2 separate regions of the Homo sapiens genome follow, and region 1 is linked to region 2. A link is a loop called in an ENCODE intact Hi-C map of the cell type or tissue named here. Cell type or tissue: PC-3. All regions are shown on one strand.

Evidence for each region. Peaks named below come from ENCODE experiments on the same cell type or tissue, not always from the same donor. Only the 100,000 strongest peaks of a DNase experiment are listed, where the experiment ranks them.
Region 1: it touches region 2 in a loop (5-fold over the local background); 2 of 110 quality-filtered maps call a loop at or near these places.

The regions. Positions count from the first base shown.
Region 1 is chr1:14,101,148-14,103,647 of GRCh38, reverse strand. It overlaps a transcript of KAZN not described here. Among named protein-coding and RNA genes, the nearest start is that of KAZN-AS1, 320 kb to the left of the region's middle. In PC-3, no CTCF peak of the experiment used is centred here; no DNase peak of the experiment used is centred here.
Region 2 is chr1:13,964,529-13,967,028 of GRCh38, reverse strand. It overlaps a transcript of KAZN not described here. Among named protein-coding and RNA genes, the nearest start is that of PRDM2, 270 kb to the right of the region's middle. In PC-3, a CTCF peak has its summit at 1,048 (motif pointing left); a DNase peak (open chromatin) is centred at 1,038.

The sequences.
Region 1 (2,500 bases), 140 kb before region 2:
GAAGGCTGGAAAGGCGCAATGTGAGAAGGACTCACTGGCCAGGCCGGCTTTGAAGATAAGGATGGGCATCACTAGAGGCTGGAAAAGGCAAGAAAACAGACTCTATCCAGTGCCCATGGAAAGGAGCTGCCAACACTTTGATTCAGCCCAGTGAGGCTTGGTATCAGATTTCTGACCTACAGAAATGTAAGATAATAAGTTTCTGTTATTTAAGCTGCTAAACTTGTAATTTGTTACTGCAGCTGGTATGGGCTGAATTGTGTCTCCTTTCTCCCATTCACTCCAATTTATATATCGAAGTCCTAACCCCCAGTGCCTCAACATGCGACTGTATTTCGAGATATGTATTTCAAGAAGAGATAGATGTATAAGATGTCACTAGGGTGGGCCCCAATACAACAAGACTGGTGTCCTCACAAGAAGAGCAGGCCAGGCACAGTGGCTCACACCTGTAATCCCGGCACTTTGAGAGATCAAGACGGGCCGATCACTTGAGGCCAGGAGTTCGAGACCAGCCTGGCCAACATGGTGAGACCCTCAGCTCTACTAAAAATGCAAAAACAACTAGCCAGGTGTGGTGGTGCACACCTATAACCTCATCTGCTTGGGAGGCTGAGGCATGAAGGCATGAGAATCCTTTGAACCCAGGAGGCAGAAGTTGCAGTGAGCTGAGATCATGCCACTGCACTCCAGCCTGGGTGACAGAGCAAGACTCCGTTAAAAAAAAAAAAAAGAGAGAGATTAGTATTCAAATGTGTACAGAGGGAAGCCCATGGGATGACACAGGGAAGACAGAGGCCTCAGGAGAAACCAGCCCTGCTGACACCTTGATCTCAGACGCCTGGCCTCCAGGACTGTGAGAAGGTAAACTTCTGTTGTTTAATGCATGGTGGGTTGTCTAGTCCATGGTGTGCGGTTATGGCACCCCTAGCACCGCAGCCATAAGAGCTAATACACGGGGATGCACGGAGCTCACCATAGAGGGCCCTGAAGGCACCAGGATGGGAGACGATAATCCCCCAAAACATGGAAATGGAGCTGCAAAAAGGGACTGTGAAATGCCACCAGGAGGGGCTGCATGAGTGAACACCATGGCCATTGGACGGAGGAAGCCAGCAGCAGTTTACAAACCAAAACACACGATGGCAGCTGCTTGGAGAGCAGGAACTAGGATCACCCATTTTTCCCCAGGTTCTTTCTATCAGATGCAACCAGGAGGGGTCACATGGGTGGACACCATGGCCATTGGATGGAGGAAGCCAGCAGCAGTTTACAAACCAAAGGGCGTGAGGGCAGGTGCTCAGCGAGCGGGAACTAGGATCACCCATTTTTTTCCCAGGCTGTCTCTATCAGGAGCTCCAGACAGAGAAGTTAACCATGATTAGCGATTTCTCTGATTGCTCTCAGCACTGGAGACCCTGTGGGCACGTAAACCCATGCCAGTGTGCTGAGGGCGTCTTCCCCGGGACTCTGGATTTTGTGTAGTTGAAACTGTGCTTTGAGTTCAGCTGGGCTTTTAAATAAGTCAAGGGACTTATTTTTTTTTTAAGTTCCAAGAAATAATATCCCACTTGATAATACCAAGACCTCACTCACTGAGATTGGTAAAAATTAAGCTTCATCTTCTTTGAAGTTGTTTAAAAATATCCTGAAGTTCATTCTCTCTAAAAGGTTTGAGGTTTGCTGGAAGAGGGATCTTTGACTTGAGATGATTATTAGTTATCAAAGCATGTTACTGTCTGGGCTAATTCAGCTGGGGCCAAGCTATCATTTAGGTTTGCACTATTTGGAAAAAAAGGTTTTGCTAAGCAAACACAATATGTAAACAACATCATAAGGAAGATGTTTATCCTGTTTAAGAGAAAAAACTGACCTCAAGTACTTTAGCAGTGCTTACTTCCACGCTGACAATTAAGCTGCCCTTATAATTGGGTTTATGTAAATATTAAAGGAAACTCACTAAAAATTCTACTTAAAGTAATTTTCAAATTTTCCAGTTAAACAATATGTACCCATTGGGGAAAACTTAGACAACACAAATGTCCAAAGGTAGAAACTAGAAATGATCCACGACACCTTCACTTAAGAATAACCACTATTCACATCCTCTCCAGCCCTCTCCCTTCAATCCCTACTCCCATCCCCAGCCAGCCTTCAAAGCACTTTGGAGTGAGATAAACCTGGATTCAAACCCTCCTTCACTACTTTATTGCTGTTTTATCACCTTGAACAAGATATTCTAACTCAAATTGTTTATCTGAAAAAGGAGATAAAAACAGTATTTATCTTATAAACCGTCATCCAAAGAGATGAATGGTGTTATTCTCCAAATGGTGAATTTGGTTTATTATGATGCCGTGCACATAATAAGCACGTAATAAATAGTGGTGCAGTGGTTATGAGCTGTGCAGAAAAGAGTTAATATGGCAGGCCTGACTGCAACCCTTTCAAGGCCTGTTTGCAAGACTGGCTTTTAGTGGGCATCTGGGAACTCAGATTT
Region 2 (2,500 bases):
AAGTCTAGCTGGGCTGAGGGGTGGGGTGGGACCAGTTATACAGACACAGTAGAACGCAGTGATTTAAGACATACATTGTAGACCAGTGCTGTCCAATAGTACTGTATGGTAAACCATATATGTAATTTTTAATTTTCTGATAGTGCATTTAAAAAAGTAAAAAGAAAAAGGTCAAATGAATTTCAGCAACCTTTATTTTATGTAATATATCAAAAAACAACCAGGTCAACAAGTAACCAATATAAAAAATTATAAAAAATTCCTAATGCCATATATTATACTGTGTTTCATTCTAATGCTTCGAAATCCTGTGTCTATTTTACACTTACGGCACATCTCAACTCAGATAGCCACACTTGGAGCACCCAAAAGCCAGCCTCCTGTGGCCAGGGGGCTACTGTGGTAGACACCAAGAGACTACCCTGGGTCCTCCTGAGTTCAGATCCTGGCGTCACCACTCACCAGCCGTGTGGCCCCAGAGATGTCAGGTCACCACTCTAAGCCAGGGCTTCCTTGTCAGTGACCCTGTCCATCCCATGGAGTCCTTCCAAGGATAGTGAGATCTGCTTCACACATCAAGACTGCAGGACCCCACCCCCAGAAAGCACTGTGAGGACCTGCTGCCGCCACTGTAAAGACAGGTCAGAGCCAGGGCTGAGAAGAAGTTCAAGCAAAGAGCTCTGGGGTCCAAAAGGCGCCCCCACTTGCCCTCCCATTGTCCCTGAAAGGTGGTCTTCGTTGCCTCCTATCGCTATTGCTGTTGCCATTTTCCTACCTGGTCCCTGAGCAGCCTCTCACTCAGGTGTGTTGAGGGAGTAGGAGGGAGGGAAGGAGTAGGAGGGAGGGAAGGAAGAGGAGGCAGGGAGAGAAAGCAGAGGAAGGGGAGAGAAATAGGTAGGGCTTGAGGAAGGGAAGGAGCAGCAAAGGCTTAGGAGAGCTCAGGCCCACCTCGGTGTTACGGGTCTGATGAGAAAGAAGGACTTGGAGAGCCGCCTGGACTGTGCTGCTCCCTCTCCCTGCTTTTTGCTGTCCTCTGCCTCCCCCTCCTGGGCTCCATCTCCAATAACCATGTAAATCAGGGAGGACCCAGCCCTTCTTGCAGGAGGACGTTCAGCTTGGCAGGAAACCAGCTGGAATCATGAACTCTGGAGGGCTCATGAGAGCTTCCTAATTCAGAGGAAAACATTTTACATTCAGGTGATGACATGGAAACAATGTAATTCAATCAGATAGACCCACCGGTTATGAGAAGACACTAGACTTTGCCCCGTGGAAATAGAGATAATTAAGACGCAGCTCCAGCCCTCCTTGACTTCACAGCAGAAGTCGCTGCGGAGTGAATTCATTCCATTCACCTGTGCATTGGGCATGATGCTGAGAGTTGGGACTATCGGGCTGCAGATGTATTCCCTGACTTCAGGAAGCTCCCAGTCTTGCTGGGAAATAGCAATGCGAATAAATACTCAAGTTGCAAGGTGGTAAGTGCCACACTTACCAAATAACAGGTCCAAAATATCAGGAAGTGATTCCTTCTGATGTAATAATTATTAAAAGCACCCACCTTAACAAAACACCACCACCCACTTTCCATTGTTGAACATCTGTCATATCCTGAGCACCGAGCTATACACTTGGCATCAGCATCTTATTCAAGCCTCAAAACAGCCCTAGAATGTGACGTCCCACAGCGTCTAGGGGCAGGTGCTGTGAATTTCCCAGGGCGTGAGTCACCATCTCCTCCCCAGGAGCCTCCCATCAGGTCCCCCTGCTTGGACCCTTGCCCCCTACTATCTAGTCTCAACACAGAACTTGAAATCATCTTTTAAAACTGCAAGTTAGATCCTGACCTCCTGCCCAAACCTCTCTAGCGCCCACCCCTCCATGTCACTCAGGGTGGAAGGCAGAGTCCCTGCCTTGACCTGCACTCATCAGGTGGCCTCTCTGTCCTCCCCTGCTGCTCTCACTCTGCCCTCCAGCCTCACTCTCCTGCTGTGTCTGGAATGCCCCAGGTGCGTCCCTGCCCCAGGGCCTTTGCTCTAGCCATGCCCTCCACCTGGCACCCTCTTATCTACACCACTTGCCTCACCAGCTCCCTCATCTGCTTCGAGTCTTTGTCCAACTGTCAGTTTCTCAGGGAGAGCTTTCCCTGCCAGCCTGTTTAATGCTGCGACCTGCACCCTTCTCACTGTGGTAGATTGACTGCAAGAGTGACCACAATTATCACCCCTCACTTTCCATCCCATAGCCACACCTTTTGTGATGTAAACTTTTTACCTCCTTCCTTCAAGAGCTGGCTGGCTTTGACTTGCTTTGGCTGACAGAATGCGGCAAAAGGGATGTCATGCCACCCAGTAGAGGCCTCAAGAAGGCTGGGATACTTGCCTCTCTCAGAACCCTGCTTCTACCACGAAAGCAAGCCTGGGGTGGCCTGCTGGAGCATGAGAGACTACGTTTAAAGAACAGAGTTGTCCTGAGGCCATCCTAGACCAACCGGTAACCA